2 separate regions of the Homo sapiens genome follow, and region 1 is linked to region 2. A link is a loop called in an ENCODE intact Hi-C map of the cell type or tissue named here. Cell type or tissue: OCI-LY7. All regions are shown on one strand. Links, peaks and the distances in the headings refer to the core of each region. The heading gives the core; the rest is flanking DNA.

Region 1 (9,500 bases), core at 572-8,571, 190 kb after region 2:
CCTGCTGCCCAACTTATTTGAGCTGGGACATAGGTCTTTCCTGGCCTTCAGACTCAAACTGAAACATCAGCTCTTCTTGCATCTTGAGCCTGCCGGTTTTCAGACTGGAATTACCTGTCAACTCTCCTGGTCTCCAGCTCCTGACAGCAGATCTTGGGACTCCTCAGCCTTTATGATCATGTAAGATATAGATATATAACTATAGATATAGATATAATTCCTTAGTTTATATATCTGTATCTCTGTGTATATGCATATACACACATATATATGCAGATAGATAGGTAAATACACACATATGCACATGCACATTCTGTTGGTTCTGTTTCTCTGGAGAACCCTAACACAATGGATTAAGCCAGCTTCACCCTGTCTCTCCCACCGAATGTAACTATAAAATCTGGACAGACTGCATGAGCAGCTATTTGAAGACAATGTAAAGTAAATAGTAGCAGGCAAGTGGGGAGGAAGACCTTAATTTGAAATATCACCAAACTGGTGGTGAGTTACCCCTTCTTCCTCCAGGATTCCCCAGCTTGGATTCAGGAAGCCTGAAATCTAGAAATGGGCACCAGGGCACAGAAAGGGAGAGCCCTAGGAGAATCCCTTTTGTTATAAGGAACAGCAAAGGAGTCTCCTAATGATCAGAGTGAGGCAATTCCCATTTATTTATTTTTTCTTTCTTTTCTCTCTCTCCTGCTGTAGCCCCCAGGCATTCTTCAGCAGATTGGTGGTAGCCACAACAGTGGTAATAGGGGCCAACAGGTGCCGAAAACTTAGGAAAGGAAAGCCTCTTATCTGATCAGAACAGCTGTGGTTGTTTGTTTTCCTTTGTCTTCCCACTGCCTTACTCTGGATGGAGGTACAATAATGGGAAGTGTGGGCAAAGAGGTGTAACTAAAAACCACAGCTTTATGGCTGGAGAACTGAAAAAGGGAGGCCCAGGGAACTGAAAAGTACTGGGGAGACTGTGGAGAGGGAGGAGCAGCTTTGGAAAATGATCCCACAAAGTGCTTATGAACAACTGGGCTTACCTCTGAGTTGTGCATACATAGATCCACTCTGAAAAGACTAAAAACTCAGAACTGCCCAGAGCAGTGGCTGGCCACTAAGCAGCACACATATGTGACAGATCTGAGTAGCACAGAAAGACTTTGAAAATGGACCTGACATCGAAACCACAACCCACAAAAGGCTAGCCAGAACTTGCAGCCTGAACTCAACCAGATTGGTTCCCGGCTACAACAAAAAACATCAACATTCTCCAAAAGATTTAAGTAAGACGTAGATCTCCTAACATACAGCATATTCAAATTGCCCTGGATACAACCCAAATTACTCAGCCTATGAAGAACAAAAACAAATCTCAATTCTCATGGGAAAGACAATCAACAAACACTAACACTAAGATGACAGAGAATTATTTGACAAGACTTTAAAATAGCTATTATAGTAATGCTCCAAGAAGAGAAAACTTTCTTGAAATGAATGGAAAGATAAGAAGTTTCAGCAAATAAATAGAATACATAAAGAAGAAATTAGATGGAAAATTTATAACTAAAAAGATAGAAAAAAACAAAACTTAAAAACACTCATGGGATGGGCTCATTAGGAGAATGGAGATGTCAGAGTAGTCAGTGAACTTCAAGGTAGATCAATAGAAATAGTACAACCTGAAAAAAAGTTGGAAACAAATGAACAGAGACTTGGAGACCTGTGGGATAATACCCAGTGGTCTAATGCTTATGTCATTGGAGTCTCTGAAGGAAAGGAGAAAGAATATGGTACAGAAATATTTGGGAGAATAATGGCTGAAAATTCCTCTAATTTGAGAAAAGACAAAAACAGATTCAGAAACTCAGGTGATGCTAACAAGGATAAACCCAAAGAAATCTATACCCACACACATAATAAAACTGCTAAAAACTAGGCTGGGCACAGTCGCTCAAACCTGTAATACCAGCACTTTGGGAGACCAAGGTGAGTGGATCACTTGAGGCCAGGAGTTTGAGACCAGCCTGGACAACATGGTGAAACCCCATCTCTACTAAAAATACAAAAATTAGCTGGGCGTGGTGAGGTGCACCTGTTATCCCAGCTACTTGGGAGGCTGAGGCAGAAGAACTGCTGGAACGTAGGAGGTGGAGGTTGCAGTGAGCCAAGATTAAGCCATTGCACTCCATCCTGGGTGACAGAGCAAGACTCTGTCTCAAAAACAAACACACACACAAAAAACCCTTCTAAAAAACTAGAGAAAAAAATTGAAAACAACCAGAGAGAAACAAAACATTACTTATAGGGGAAGAATGAAAAATTCAACGTATGGTGGGTCTCTCACCAGAAACCAAGAAGACCAGAGAGAAATAGAACAAAATTTTTTAAATGCTGAGGTGCCACAGAAAAGAATGAAATCATGTCCTCTGCAGCAACATGGTTGTAGCTGGAGACCATTATCCTAAGTGAATTAATGCAGGAACAGAAAATCAAATATCACATTCTCACAAGTGGGAGCAAAACATTGGGTACTCATGGACATAAAGATGGCAACAATAGACACTGGGTACTACTAGAGCAGGGAGGGAGAGAAGGGGGGAAGGACTGAAAAACTAACTGTTGGTTACTATCCTCACTACCTGAGTGATGGGCTCATTCATATCTGCAACCTCAGCATCATTCAATATATCCATGTAACAAACCTACACATATGCCCCCTTAATCTAAAATAAAGGTTGAAATTTGTTTTTAAGTCCTGAGAGAAAAGAACTGTCAGGCCCAGAATTCTAATCCTGCAAAAATATCATTCAGAAATGAAATTAAAGACATTTGAAGATGAAAGAAAACAAAGACTTGTTGTCAGTAAACCTGCTCTAAAAGAATTGCTAAAGGACATTTTTTAAACAGAAGGGAAATAATACCAGAAGGAAACTTAGCACATCAGGAATGAAGGAAGAACAACAGAGTGATAAATGTTTGGGTAAACATTCTTTTCCACTTGAGTTCTTTAAAATACATTTGATGGTTAAAAGCAAAAATGTGAACATTGTCTTCTAGTGTTTTCAGCATATACTTCAACAGATACAATATATTAGACAATTATACCATAAAGGCAGAAGTACAAAAGAATATGTGGTAAGATTTCTACATTCCACTTAAAAGTGGTAAAAAGTAGATTCTGTGTAGGCTGTGAAAAGTTAAATGTGTATTAGGATAATCCCTAGAAAAACTTAAAAAATATATACAAAAACATATAGTCAAAAATATAATAGATACATTAAAATGAAATACTAAGAAATGTTCAAATAACCTGAGAAAGCAGGAAAGAGGAAACAGTGGAACTGAAACAGAGCAAATGAAATGCAAATAATGAAATGATAGACCTAAGTCCAAACATACCAACAATTACATTAAGTGTAAATTGTCTAAACACACCAATTAAAAAAGATTATCAGAGGGTATAAAAAATATCATAGGCCAGGCATGGTGGCTCACGCCTGTAATCCCAGCACTTTGGGAGCCTGAGGTGGGCAGATCATGAGGTCAGGAGATCAAGACCATCCTGGTCAACATGGTGAAACCCCAGCTCTACTAAAAATACAAAAAATCAGCTGGGCATGGTGGTGCACACCTGTAATCCCAGGTACTTGGGAGGCTGAGGCAGGAGAATTGCTTGAACCCAGGAGTCGGAGGTTGCAGTGAGCCGAAATTGCACCACTGCACTCCAGCCTGGCGACAGAGCGAGACTTCATCTCAAAACAAAACAAAAACCGTAACTCAGGTATATGCTGTCTACAAGAAACTCATTTCAACTATAATTATATAGGTATGTTAAAAATAAAAAAATGAAAATATGTATACCACACAAACCCTAATCAAAAGAAAGCTGGAGTAGCTACATTAACATCAGACAAAACAGACTTCAGAGCAAAGAAAATTACTGAGACTAAAGAGGGACATTGTATAATGATAAAAGAGTTAATTCATTAAGGAGACATAAATCCTAAATGTGTGTCCATCTAACAATAGAACTTAAAATACATTAAACAAAAACTAACAAAACTGAAAGAAGAAATAAACTCCCTGGCCAACATGGTGAAACCTCATCTCTACTAAAAGTACAAAAATCAGCCAGGCATTGTGGCAGGCGCCTGTAATCCCAGCTACTCAGGAGGCTGAGGCAGGAGAATCGCTTAAACCTTGGAGGTGGAGGTTGCAGTGAGTTGAGATTGTGCCACTGAACTCCAACCTGAGTGGCAGAATGAGACTCCTTCTCAAAAAAAAAGACATAGAGAAACTTATAATTACAGTTGGTAACTTCAACACTCCTCTTTCAGTAATAGAACTCATAGACACAAAAGTAGCAAGGATATAGGAAAAATAAACAACATGTCAACCAAATGGACTAAAAGAAATTCCCATCAGTAGGGGAATGGTTTGAATAAGCTGTAATAAATAACATTTACAACCAAGGTTTCTACATACTACACAACTCTAGGGGTCCTTGCACATAAACTTTCGAGTCATGTGGTGCATAACCTCCTTAAGTGTATGCAGTGGTCCTGCCCACACTGTAGAATGTTATGCATCCTTTAGGAAACATGAATAGTTCACTTGGAGGTGTTTTACTATTTTTGAAGGAAAAAAACAATATGCAGAAAAACATATGTCATCTCATTTTTCTAAGACAGTAACAGATGCATATATGTGCATGTGTGTGTGTGTTGGCATATGAATATTTGAGAATGTTGGTGAAGTGAAAGGATACATGCAACATGGTTGGTAAGAAGGTAGAAGAAGTGAACAATGTGGGTGGGGAGAGGAGAGCAGTGGACAGAGACTCAAGCGAAAAAAAGAAAAAACCTGCATTTCAAAAAACATGATGACATTTATGCACTTATATAAAATAATGAGTATCTGTAAAAAATAGTTTTTAAAGTAATTTCAAATATAAAAAAGAAAAATATTATTTTATTCAGTTGCTTAAAACTTTTCAATGATTTCCTGTTGCACTGTAAATAAAATCCAAACTCTTTACCAAGACCTACGTGATCTGGTCCTATCTACCTCTCCAGACTTATGTGCTACTACTCTCCCTTCCCCAGGCAAGTCTCTTTTTGGACAGAAGGACTTCACAGTTGCAGTTCCCTCTACCTCAAATGCTTTTTGCCACTGGTCTTTGCATGACTGGCTTCCTCTCATCTGTGGCAGACTCTGATTTGCCTACCCAACAGCCACCCTCTCCTCCTTCCTTACCAATAGGATACTGACTTTAGTTGGGAGAGCAATATGTCCATTTAAAATACTTGATCTCCCAGGCTCCCTTATGGCTAGGAGTGATACAGTTCTGGCCAAAGGGATATAAGTAGAAGTTACTGGCATGGCTTCTTGGCAAGCTTTCTTAAAAGAATGGAACCAGTTGGCATCGTCTGTCTTCCCCTTCCTTTTCTACATTTTTAAGCCATGAAAATGGTTGTGAAGCTAGAACTGAGGTTCTCAAAGTGTGGTCCCCAGATCAGCCGTCTCAGCATCACCAGGGAACTTACATGTGCAAATTATCAGGCATCACCCTGATAATTTCTGAATCAGAAACCCTGGGGGTGGGGCCCAGCAATCTGTGTTTCAACAAGCCCTTCAGGTGATTTTTATACCTGCTGAAATTTGAAAGCCACTGGGCTAGAAAATAGAAGTCTCTTTAGAGATCGCAAAGAAATTGGATGAAGTTAGTAGGCCTCTTGCACCAAACTTGGACTGCCTCCTCTGGACTTGGAGACATGTGAAAAATAATCCCTATTTGGTTAAGCTACTGTGGTTAGGTTTCTGTTACACGCAACTGAATGCAATTCTAATGTTAAATCATTTTTAAAATATCAGCTTAAATGTTATCTCCTTAGGCCTTCCCTGACTGCTCTGCTTATACCCTTCATCCCCACCAAAGTCCTTCTCTATCATCCCATCCTATTTGTTTCCTTTAGAGCACTCATCACACCCTGAAATCTTCTCACTTACTTGCTGTGGTTTGTTTCCCCTTTAAAAATGTAAGACTCACACTGGTAGAGTCTTTGTCTTTTCACCACTGTGCTCCAGCACATTATTAAATAGATAATACACAGTATCTGGCATGTAATGGATGCCCTGTAATTATTTATGGAATGATATAAAGAACTTTGCAATTATACATTCCACTTAAAATCATGTATTTTTCAAATGTTTTCATGAAAAAAAGATTCATTACAGATAATTTCATGATTTTCAGGAAAAAATTTAATTGAAAAAGTAACACTCATGTAAAAAGGATACAATATAAAAAGGTCCTCCATGCTTTCCTATGAACACTTGCTACCCTACTCTTAAGCAGTCTATCAATTCTAAAAACCCTGAACAACAAATAAAATAGCTATGTAAATATTCAAAGCTGTACAGAAATGAGTTGCATGAATTCAGTCTGTCTTTGGCATCCTCATCTTTCCATCAGCATCATTTTGTGCTAAATCAATCAAAGTGGGGGACTTGTTTAATAATAAAACTTCACATTAAATTTAAACAAAAACATTCAAATAAAAGTAAAAATTCTGATCAGTTTTCTTATGCATGCCACAAGACACATACAGTTAGGTTTTAACCTGGGAGAAAAAAACATTCCTTCACCCATGTCCCTACTTTGCCTCTTCTAGTAATCTCAAGCTTGGTCCAAGACTAACATCACCACAAATAAGTGAGGCCTTTTCTGGCACCAGCCCATGCACATTTAGGAAACAGATACAGATTGGGTATTCCCTGCAGATACATTTGGGGTCTCTGCTCTCTGCTTGTGGGAGTGAACCAAGAAACCTCAGTGGTTCTTCAATGGGAGAGGTGAATGTTCTTTTATCTTTACCTCATACAAAACTGCTCTGGTCAACCTTTGGAAATCCATACTCCTTGATTATTTCTTTTTGATAAGTTATTTTGTCATATGTAAGTAAATTATATAAACACATTTCTTTTAATGAAGGACAAAACAATAAACTAGAAGAAAGTATAGTGCTTCCTACTTAGACCCCTGTCCAGTCTTTCTTGAGGGGCTCTTAGGATCTAGATAAGCCACTACTAAGAAAGAAAAGCAGCAAAAAGTGCCAGAGGCAGAGTTGGGGGCTGCTCACTAAGGAAAAAAAGAGTCCTGAGATTTGTCAAGACCATTTCCTCCCTCACAGAATTGGGAGAAATTAGAGTTTCCTGGGAGTTCCTTCCAAATACATGGAGCTGTAAGAATTTCATGTCAGTAGCATCCAAAGTGCAAACTTTTGAGAAGCTTCCAGAAGCCAACATCAGCCCAACATGGTAGATTTTATTTTATTTTTCTTTACCAGTGAAATAACATTTTATCCATGAGAGGCAATGACCTTAGTTTTCCACTCGAGCAGCTTCCATCTGAAATTGTATCAGACCCAGCATCAAACGTACCAGCCTTAGTTTAGTAGTGACAACATTCTATAAGGCTGGGCTCTCCCTCATAACAGTGCATCAGAATTATCTGGGGAGCTTGTTGAAAATAATGCAGAGTCTGTAGCTTCACTCCCAGAGGTGCTGATTCAGTGGGTCTTGAGGAGGATCTAGTAATCTGCATTTTCAACAAGGCTCTCCAGATGATTCAAATGGAGGTGGTGTGAATTCTACAATTTGAGAAACATTGGTCTTAGGAGAAGAGGCCAAAATTGCTTCTTTCCCAGAATAAGACCTACTGCAGACAGTGACCCAAGAAAGCCAGACTATCCAAAGGTCCTTCCTGGAGAGGTCTCTGGTGAGAAGCTCATCTAGACTCCTCCTCAAAGACTCACTCAGGGGTGCGAGTCTCCATAGTGCCCAGCTCTGTAAGTGAATCAAAAATTGGGCCCAGCACTTAGCTGGACTTGAGAATAAACAGCAAAATCTCAAGGTACCAGAAAAGTTTTTGTTGGTACTAGAGGACTATAGTACAATCTTTTACTTTGCTCTGCTTCCTTTTCATTGATGTTGAACTAAGGAAGCCAAATAGACCCACACAGATAATATGTTGTTTGGGTATGGGTGAATGTATACAGCTAAAGCAAATTCTGTCTGGGGAAATTCAGCAGAGTGAATTCCAGTTTGATAAACAGCATCAATAATTGACTGTACATCAATGTATGGCATCTGGATGGGAAATCCCGTGACCTGGATCAAAGACAGAACAGCACATAAACCCACATTACAACTGGGTAATCTGGAATTACTGTATGCAAAAAGATCACAAAAGCCTCAAAGAAATAGTACTCATAAAATACTATAATAGTTGTCTGTGGGTGCCAAATTATGTTCTAGGTACAGCTAAATGCTTCACATACATATTTAATCCTCAAACAACCCTATGAGGTAGGTATTACTATAATCCTTACTTTACAGATAGGAGCACAACCAGGTCTGAGTCCAAAGCCTGCACATGTAACATTCCACAAACTTTCTAGAGAGCAAACTGCTGGTGAGAAAATTACTTGATTCTACATATGGGGGATTTAAGTGAGAATTTCAGAACAATTTATTCAACATCGATTCAGTTTATGTTTATTAAGTGACTACTATGTGATGGGATTAAAGGATTGTGGAACATGGTCCCATGGAAAATTACCTGTTTAATAATACATAGATGACAACCATTCTTTCACACTGTAATTGCTTAGCTCAGGAGGATTTTCCTGATCCTTAAATCTGTTCACACGCTCTTCCCATGTAGTTGTGTAGCACACTGTCCTTCCTTGAGCTTACTTAATAAAATATGTTGCAATTACCTGTTTTCTGGTCTCTCTCTAACTAACCCATAATCTCTGCAGATGTACAAGACTGTATCTGTCCTGTGTACTACTATAACTCCAGTGTCCAGCATAATGCCTGGCACATAGAAGAAAAAAAATAGATAGCATTTACTAAATACTTACTAGGTGTTGGGTGCCATGGTAATTATTAACTCACATAATCCTCAAGACAATGATAAAATGATAACTTTTTTAAAAAAATTCCTGTTTTCTAATGGAGTAGAGGGTATAGAGAGATTCGGTCACTTGCCCTAGGTCAAAGCTACTGAGTAGTTAAACTAGGATTTGAGCATGGGCTGCAGGGTTTAGTCCAGTTTTATTGTAGACTATGTATTACTAAATTGATTATTTTACATAGGTACTCCACATTTTAAACCTTGGCTTATATTTAACTATGCTTTATTATCTGTTTATCTCCTAATTCTACTAAAAACAAAGCAAAACCTACCTTACTTCTTTTACCATATGAGGAAACAGCAAGAAGGTGTATTATATATACAAGAACCCCTTTTCTGCCAGCACTTTGATCTTGGAATTCCCAGCTTCCAGAACCATGAGAAATAAATTTCTATTGTTTATAAGCTTTAAAATAAAGCAAAGCAAAGCAAAAACAACTTCCTCCCTATTCATGAGTGAATAGTGCCTGTAGATCCCTCCCTCCCCACCTAAGTACTCAACTCCCAATAGATTCCTTACTTC
Region 2 (9,500 bases), core at 742-8,741:
ATAGTCTAGCTAGGAATCGATGGGGCACCAACAAACAACCTCTATCCCATACTGTATGATGCTTTTCTCTCTTTTCTGTCTCCATGTGCCAAGATGTCTGGATTGGGTCATTCTCGTTTCACCAAGGTTTTATCTAAGTGCTCAGCAGAGGGCTAAGTGGCTCAGATGAGATTTCAGCTGCAGGAGCCAACACAGCCTGGCTTCCAACCCAGCTCCCAAACTCACTAGCCAAGTAGCCTCAGGCAGGTTTTACAACCTCTTTCAAAACCAAGTTTCTCCACTGTAAAATAGAGATAAAAATAACACCTACCACATAGTGCTGTTATAAGAATACACTTTTATAACACTTAGCCTGGCACCCAGCACATAGGAAGTGTTCAGTAAATGGAATCTATTGTTGCTATCCTAATGTTCCTTTGTTTGAGTCATTTATTAGTTCACACATTTATTAATACATTAATTACAAATGCAAAATTCTGTCCAGATGCAAAGATAAATTAGATAGGCCTTATTTTCAGTACAGAGAGACATGAACAACTTAATCACAGCACAGGACAGAACGAAGTACATGTGACATCACGGTGCCACCAGCTTCCAAGAGGGCCCAGAAAAAGAAGTGATTGATTATGACAAGAGACTGTGGTAGACTTTGTGGAGGAGGAGTGATAGGGATTTCCATGGAAGAAAGAAGATGGGCTGCAGGAACGGCACGAGCAGAGCAGAGAATCAGCAAAGTGCACAACGGGAGGAGGAAGCTGTCTGGTGTTACTGTTAGTGAGCGTGGGAGCCTGCCGCAAGAAGTCGGTGGTGGGACAGAAGGCAGAGGCATTGGAATGTGTTGCCACAGAACCTCTACTTGATTCCATAGGGAGTCACTGATGACTCTTAAGGAAAGGAACAGCATAATCCAAACTTTATTTTAATAAAATAACTACAAACGGTAGGATGGATGGATTGGAGAAGAAAGATAATGGAGACAGGGACACTAGTTAGATGGCTAATGCACTACTTTCACCAGTGACTGATCATAAAATAGGCCCCCACTCACTGAGAAAGGGTGGAGCAAATGCAGTTATCCAGGCAGGGAAGTGGGTTTCATAAAGGCATTTTATAAGGGTTTCTATTTAAATGGTTGTTACAAAAACTCTTGCCATCTTAAGTGTTGATCTTCAGTGATCCCCAGACTTAAGGTATTAGAAACACATTGACCAGATGCAGTGGCTTATGCCTGTAATCCCAGCACTTTTGAAGGCAGAGGCAGGTGAGTCATTTGAACCCAGGAGTTCAAGACCAGCCTGGGCAACATGGCAAAACCCCATCTCTACAAAAAATACAAAAGTTAGCTGGGCATGGTGGCACGTGCCAGTTACTCAGGAGGCTGAGGTAGCAGGATCGCTTGCACCAAGGAGGTTGAGGCTGCAGTAAGCCATGATTGTGCCACTGCACTCCCACCTGGGCAACACAGTGAGACTCTGTCTCAAAAAAAAAAAAAAAGACTAGAAAAGAAAAAGAAACATACTCCCCCATTGTGCCAGGTAATCATATTGGGAAGAGGATTTATTCACCCAATCTTCTAGAGTTTCTTGGCCAACCCCAGTGATTGCAGTACACTCTAATTCAGCATTAGTCAACCCAAAGAATAATGTAAGAATTCTTTTCTGTTCACGTCAAAGTGTGACCCATGTTTGGCTTGTAGAGTGAGGCTCTTTCTTAGCACCTATCATGTTTTTCCCAAAAGAGGGTGCTGCTGCCGCCATTGCTTAAAATGTGGCCACTCCGATCCCACAGTATCCTTCCTGACCCCATTTCACCTCTGCAATTCCTTGCTGGTGCCTCTGGAGACCCCAAATGTTTGACTCTCTGGAGTCCGGTGGTCTGCTGTGGCAGGGGTAGAAATAGCAAAAACATAAAAATAAAACTAGAAAATGTTCTGTTGAGGTTCTGGGAAATTTAGGAACATCCACTGGGTCCTCTGTGGCAGTGGCTACTCAGCGGGGAATAGCAAAAACATAAAAATAAAACTAGAAAAGGTTCTGTTGAGGTTCTGGGAAATTTAGGAACATCCACTGGATCCTCTGTGGCAGTGGCTGCTCAGCGGGGCAGGAGGGAGCTGGGACCCTCTGTGGTGCTGTCATGGAGCCACTCTGCCACATGGGCCTGTGTCTGCTTGATTCCTACACAGCAGAGTGAATCCCATTTAACCTCTAAGGTCAGTTTATGTGATAGGCTAGATGCTAAGTTTCTCATACTCTAAATGTGTTTTGGAGGGAAAGGGGTCAAATATTCGCCTGGGCTGTCATAATTCAGACTTATTTTATTCTACAAGCTCATAAACTACTTAAGGGCCACAACCTGTCATATCCATTTTTCTATGCCCATGCAGAGCCCAGGACGGCACCTCCTGCCCCTGGAGCGAGGCAGCACCATGTGGGGGCTCAGCGCATGCCCGTGGAAGGCAACCTGTAGGGTTCAACTCCTGGCTCTGCCATTTATTACACTATCTGACCTTGGGCATGTGACTTATCTGCTCTAGGCCTCAGTTTCCTCACAAGGTTTAGGTGATTTTTTTTTTTTTTTTTTTTTTTGAGACAGGGTCTTACTCTGTCATCCCAGCTAGAGTGCAATGGCACAATCACAGCTCACTGCAGCCTCGACCCCCTGGGCTCAAGCAATCCTCCCATCTCAGCCTGCTAAGTAGCTGGAACTACAGATATGGACCACCACACCCAGCTAATTATTTTATTTTTTGTAGAGATGGGGCCTTGCCATGTTGTCCAGACTGGTCTTGAACTCCTGGGCTCAAGCAACCCTCCTGCCTTGGCCTCTCAAAGTGCTGGGACTACAGTGCTGGGATTACAGGCATAAGCCCCAACGCCCAGCCCCTCACAGCGTCTTTGAGAGGGCTAAAAGACGGCAAAGCTCTGATAATATTGCCTGGCACATACTAAGACATTGGATAATTTTTTTTTAACAAGAAAAGTCAAAGTTAGAGCCAGAGATGATCACAGAAATGATCCCCTCATTGTATAGATCTGGAAACCGAGGCTCAGAGATGTTAGAGGTCTTGCCCACACTCCAACGCATTCGGAACAGAGCCTGGATAAGAACTTAGGTCTGTCTGATTCCCTGTCCTGTGCTGTTCCTACTACGCCATCCTCTGAAGTCCTTAGAAGCCACATAGTATGAATTGTAGGTCTCTACTGGGGGACCCAGAAATGTCCCTTAACAAAGCCCACACATGGATCAGACGCACATTGCTCTGCCCAGTGGGACTTCTCTCTATGCTTTGAGAATTAATATTTTTTAAAAAGTCAAAAGCAAGTGAACATATGATTGTAGTAACTAACCCAAGGTCAAGTATATGGCACCAGAAAGCCCAAAGGGAAGGGAAGGCAGGTGCGAAATGTGTGTGGATGGGCTGGGGCTGGCCAGCTGAGGCTCACACTTGTGCCTTCTGCTTCTCCCCTGCTGTTGCAGAGAGCCCTGCTGACGAAGAGGAGCAGTGGTCCGATGACTTTGTAAGTATTTGCTCCTGGGACCAGGAGGGCATCAGGGTCCCATGGGAGGCCTTTTGAAGATCTTATTTCTGAATTACATGCTGGTGGTCAGCCGCACGTCCCAAGAGGGAAGACTTGGAAAGGTCACCTACAGGCAAGGCATACTGCATACCAGCTGACTTGACTGGCACTCAGTGTGCGCCTGGCTAAGAGCTTTCCACACATAACCTCATTTAAACCTTTGAGGTAGGTGTTCTTATGCCCAACTTCAGTGCTGGTGTTCAGAGTACTCACCAGCACATCCAAAACAGGTGTAAAAATGTTTAAATGTTTCCATATCAGTTAGCAAATGCCTCTGCCCTAAACTCCCCAGTGCCCATCACTGCCTGACCCCTGCCCAGGAGCCCTAAACGAACCAACAACTAAAGAATAAGTGTCTGGCACATCAGGGGGCCTCCAGGACCAAGGTCTAGAAAGTTTCAGTCACTTGCAGTTCCACAATTCAGACCCAGGCCCTCAGATCTCAGGACCAGGCTCTTTGCCACCAAGGTGCTTGCTGTGATCAAGAGAACATTAGCAGAGCTCCGGAGCCACAGAGAGAGGGACCTGGCCATGATGACACTGGGGATGTTGTATCAGAATTATCTCTTTGAGGTAGCTCTGAAATGTGCAAGGCCTGACATCCTAAAAACTTTTCTTCACAATAATTATTCCTCACTTATATCAAATTCATCCAGAATGTTAGCCTGCTCCAACCTGTGAGTTTTAGATCTGGAAGGGATCCAAGAAGCCTTCCATACAACCACATACCCATTTCACAGATAAGAAAACTGAGGCCAAGAGAATGAAAATCACCCAGTTCAGTGGAATGAGAACCCAGGACTCAGACCTCCAGTCCTGTGCCCAGCCCTGGGCTGTGCACACTACCTGGAGTTTATACAGAGTCTCAGAAGACAGGAGTTCCTCCTTCTTCAACTGCAGAAAAAGAAAAGAAAAATGAGGGGAAGGGGTGACTTTTCTGCCCATCTCTTGGTCATGGAGCTCCTCCTGGGGCCCAGCAGCCGCAGCTCCCTGAGATGCACTGCAGCTGCGCCCCCTGCTGGCTGCGCACGCGCGTGCACACACGAACACACACACACACACACACACACACACACACAGCCACATGTAAAGCAAAGAAATTGCTTGGTCCACATGCAGAGGTAAGAGAAGAAAACTGAGCAAGCTGGCTGGATGAAAAAGAGCACACAAGGGAACTTAGAAAGCACAAAATAAAATCAGCCTGGAGAGGAAGGAATTACTTGCCCCAAAATCAGACAACCAAAATGAAGATACCAGCTGTACTAAAGACTGAGTAAGCATTCACTCACAGCTCTTTTGACTTCAGTAGATGGATCCCCACTGCACGCAGAATGAAATCCAGGCTTGTTAATAAAGCCTCCAGAATTTCTTGATTTTAAACAAAAATCCTGCTATATGTTCTCATTCATTTGTAGGAGCTAAAAATTAAAACACTTGAACTCATAAAGACGGACAGTAGAATGATGTTTACCAGAGGCTGGGAAGGGTGGTCGAGGGGGCAGCAGGTGGGGGGAGGGAAACAGGGACAGTTAATGGGTGCAAAAATATAGTTAGGATGAATAAGACCTAGTGTTTGACAACAGGGTAACTACAGTCAACAATAATTTATTGTGCATTTAAAAATAACTAAAAGAATATAATTGGAATGTTTATAACACACACAAAAAATGAATGCTTGAGTGATGGATACCCCATTTACCCAGATGTTATTACTACACGTTGTATGCCTGTTTCAAAATATCTCATATACCCCATATATATATATACCTACTATGTACCCCTACAATTCTTTTTTTTTAAAGACCAACAGGAAAAAAAATCCTGCTATATAAAATTGCTTATGAAAGGCGACAGGCCAAAGAGCAAGTGGAAAGTCATGTACAGATCATGCAATGTGATAGGCAGAGTGTGAGGGCGGTGGACACAGAGGCCAGAGGACCTCTTATGTCCTGAGTCAAATATTTCCTCCACATGAATATATGTACAAACGGTATATACATAAACTACCTCTGAAAAACATGCACAAGAAACCTAGTGACTCTTTCTGCCTCTGCGGTGAGAAGCAGAGAGGCTGAGAAGGAGACTGCACTTTATATCCTTCTAAGCCATTTGGACTTCAGACCGTGACAATGTATTTTCAGTGTGGACTTAAATGAAATGTGGATTTTAAAAAAACAGGCCAGGCGCAGTGGCTCATGCCTGTAATCTCAGCGCTTTGGGAGGCCGAGGCTGGCAGATCACCTGAGGTCAGGAGTTTGAGACCAGCCTGGCCAACATGGTGAAACCCCAGCTTTACTAAAAATACAAAAATTAGCTGGGCGTGGTGGTGCAATTTGTAATCCCAGCTACTCCAGAGACTGAGACAGGAGAATAACTTGAACCCAGGAAGTAGAGGTTGCAGTGAGCTGAGATCCTGCCACTGCACTCTAGCCTGGGCGACAAAGCAAGACTCGGTTTCAAAAAAAAATTAGCCAGGCACGGTGGTGCATGCCTGTAATCCCAGCTACTTGGGAGACTAGGGCAGGAGAATCGCTGGAACCCAGGAGGCAGAGGCTGCAGTGAGCTGAGATTGCGCCACTGCACTCCAGTCTGGGCAACAGAGTGAGACTCCATCTCAAAAACAGGAAAAAAAAAAAAAGAAAAAAAAGAGAGCAAACCCTGAGTCCATTTGAAGCCTTGACCCTGCAGCTTACCAATTCTGCTTGAAATTTTTAAAAAATCTCATCTGAAAGATATCTAGCTGGCCCTGTGTGTCTCCTCACCCTCTTCGTATTAAACCTATTTTCTCTTCAGTGATCAGCATTCATAATAGATAAAACCCATTGGTTATTCTATTTTATTGGGCCATTTTCCTATCTTTTAAAAATATGTTTTATTATCTCCTCTTGTTATTTGTTGTGGATCTACAGAGTGTCAGCTCCCATTAGCGTTAAGTAGTTCCTGTGTCCCCCAAGGACAGTGCAGTGGTGGAGACGATAAACTTTGGAGGCAGAAAGGCCTGCTTCAAACCCCAGCTTTGCCTCTTATCGGCTGCCTAGCCTTTTGAAGTCAACCTCTCCAAGCCTTGTCTCCTGTCACTGCTCTGGCCTCCCAAGGCAGGAATGGTCCTGACGGCCAGGCAGCACAGACGGGGATGCTGAGCACAGTGTCTGCATCTGCACTTGCAGGACAGCGACTATGAAAATCCAGATGAGCACTCGGACTCAGAGATGTACGTGATGCCCGCCGAGGAGAACGCTGATGACAGCTACGAGCCGCCTCCAGTAGAGCAGGAAACCAGGCCGGTTCACCCAGCCCTGCCCTTCGCCAGAGGCGAGTATATAGGTGAGGTCCCCCGCAGACCTGGGCACTCGGCCTTCCAGGCCCATGGGGAGGTGGGGGTGTCCAAGATTGCGGGGTGGGGACAAACCTGGCTGCTGCTTGAGGGCCTCTGCCAGCCGCCCGCTCCCGCCACCTCCAAGCAGGGGATCTGGGCTCCGAGGTAAAGGATCCCAAGCTGTAGGGCTTTCCCATTCCAGGGGAAGAGGCGTCTTTCCTAGATTGGGAACATTGAAAGCAGGCATAAACAAACAAACAAACAAACAAACAAACAACAAACCCAGCATACCCTGATGGTTGTGCTCCCTCCCAACACTCCAAGGGAAAGCAACCCTGAGATTAGTCCCACTTTTAGGGCTTCGTGTGCTCAAGGTTCTGGGATTTCTCTTAAGAAGTCTGTACAAAACAATGACCTTCGAGGATCCCAGTGTCTGCCTCACCTTCCTCCCATGCCTAGTCCAGACTATGCGGTTTTACCAGGGGATACAGGTGCTCAGGAGCCCCAAGCCTGGAATAAGCCTCATGGGTTAAATGGACACAGCTTGGGTCTGTTTTTTTTTTTGTTTTGTTTTGTTTTTTTGCGACAGAGTCTCACTCTGTCACCCAGGCTGGAGTGCAGTGGCATGAACTCGCTTCACTGCAACCTCTGCCTCCTGGGTCCAGCCTCCTGCCTCAGCCTCCCGAGTAGCTGGGTCCACAGGCACCCACCACCACGCCTGGCTAACTTTTGTATTTTTAGTAGAGACAGGATTTCCTCATGTTGGCCAGGCTGGTCTCAAACTCCTGACCTCAAGTGATACAACCGCCTCGGCCTCCCAAAGTGCTGGGATTACAGGCATAAGCCACTGCGCCTGGCCCCAAGTATGCATTTTAATGCCCATCTTTGTTCCAGTCTTGGCAGGTGACTAAGTTCCCCAAAGGTTCAGAGAGCAAGTATGTCTGTGATGGTCATGGCGATGCCAGCATTTGTATGGACCGGCTCTACATGTAATATCTCACTGCCATTAACCCCCTCCTTACAGTGTACCAGGCACTGCTCCTTGCTTCACTGAATGAAAGTAAAGTGAAGGCCAGCTGGGCTTACTGGGTTGCCACAGTTGATCTTTTGAGCACCTGCCATGCACCAGAACTATGCTAAGCACTGAGCATTCAGCTGCACTCAAGATGCACATACTCCCAGAGATCTTCTAATTTACAGTTTAGTGCTTTCCCCTGGGGGTCTACTTAACCTCCTCGATAATCCTGAAAGAGGTCAGAGGAGTGAACTGACTGGGCCAAGATCCTCTAAGTGATGGAGCTGGGATACAAGCCAGGGCTCTCAGCTTCCGAAGCCCAGCTCATCACAACTCGGCTCTGTGCACCACCCACCATACTTGGTGAATGATCTTTTTCAATCATCACAGCAACCCTGGGGAGGAAAGGGCTACTGCAATTCAGGGTGGTTAAGTGGCTCACTCAAGAACACACTCTTGGCCAAGCGCGGTGGCTCACACCTGTAATCCCAGCACTTTGGGAGGCCACAGTGGATGGATCACCTGACGTCAGGAGTTCAAGACCAGCCTGGCCAACATGGCAGAACCCCGTCTCTATTAAAAATACAAAAAAATTAGCCGGGCATGGTGGTGCATGCCAGTAATCCCAGCTACTAGGGAGGCTGAGGCAGTAGAATCACTTGAACCCGGGAGGCGGAGGTTGCAGTGAGCCAAGATCGCACCACTGCACTCCAGCCTGGGCAACAAGAGTGAAACTCTGTCTCAAAAAAAAAAAAAAAAATCACACTCTTCAAAGCCTGTCTCCTGTGTTTTGCTACTTCTGATGGGCTTAAATATTACATTAAATATTTGTTTACTCAGAAATCTGAGTAAACTCCAGGAGCTGCAAATAAAACTGACAAGAGTTATAGGCACAGAAGGAAGGATGCCCTCATGCCTGAGTACAGCCACACCACCAGAAAGAGGCTTCTGAGGAGGCAGCGGAGGTGAAGTTAACCACATACCTTCAACAAGGAGTGAGGGCTGAGGGCAGGGGCAGGCACCAGGAGCATAGAGGCGAGGGCCTAACAGGCAAGGACAGCTGCACCGGGCGAGGTGGGGCTGTCACAGGAAGCAGCAGCAAGAGGCCAGTGATGCAATCCAGAGGCCAGTGCTAGCACCTGTGCTGTTCCCAGTATGAAGAACATGCCAGGTTATTCCTATGCCAAGATTTTCCTAAAACACATCAGTCTGAATCTATGCTCAGCTCACTGAATCACTGGGTAGACTTGAGGCCGCCTAACGCCTCTCTCACATGGCACAGGTGATATAAGTTCTACTTATTAGGCAGACACACTGTACCTACTGCCTTCACTGCAATCTTCCTAATCCCCTCAAGATCTCTAAGGTCGATATTACGATCCTCATTTTAAAAATGAAGAATGTTGGCCAGGCGTGGTGGCTCATGCCTGTAATCCTAACACTTCAGGAGGCTGAGGTGGGTGAATCACTTGGGGTCAGGAGTTCAAAACCAGCCTGGCCAACATGGTAAAACCCCATCTCTACTAAAAATACAAAAATTAGCCAGGCATGGTGGTGGGTGCCTGTAATCCCAGCTACTTCAGAGGCTGAG

What was found. Peaks named below come from ENCODE experiments on the same cell type or tissue, not always from the same donor. Only the 100,000 strongest peaks of a DNase experiment are listed, where the experiment ranks them.
Region 1: a loop joins it to region 2, with 2.9 times the contacts of the local background. A loop is called at or near these places in 3 of 110 quality-filtered maps.

The regions. Positions count from the first base shown.
Region 1 is chr10:96,030,486-96,039,985 of GRCh38, reverse strand. It overlaps CC2D2B (coiled-coil and C2 domain containing 2B), which reads right to left. Exons shown (of 35, transcript NM_001349008.3): 35 at 6,241-8,166. The coding sequence ends at 7,978. The region is part of intron 2 of ENTPD1-AS1 (ENTPD1 antisense RNA 1); the gene reads left to right. Among named protein-coding and RNA genes, the nearest start is that of CCNJ, 8.3 kb to the left of the region's middle. In OCI-LY7, for the core only: no CTCF peak of the experiment used is centred there; a DNase peak (open chromatin) is centred at 5,165; H3K27ac peaks cover 394 bases.
Region 2 is chr10:96,224,812-96,234,311 of GRCh38, reverse strand. BLNK (B cell linker) reads left to right here. Exons shown (of 17, transcript NM_013314.4): 4 at 3,478-3,518; 5 at 6,746-6,902. It overlaps LOC124902487 (a long non-coding RNA gene), which reads left to right. Exons shown (of 3, transcript XR_007062255.1): 2 at 1-1,927; 3 at 2,031-2,578. Among named protein-coding and RNA genes, the nearest start is that of BLNK, 42 kb to the left of the region's middle. RefSeq lists enhancers at 4,337-4,396, 8,463-8,963. In OCI-LY7, for the core only: CTCF peaks have their summits at 4,362 and 4,581 (motif pointing left); a DNase peak (open chromatin) is centred at 4,571; H3K27ac peaks cover 3,185 bases.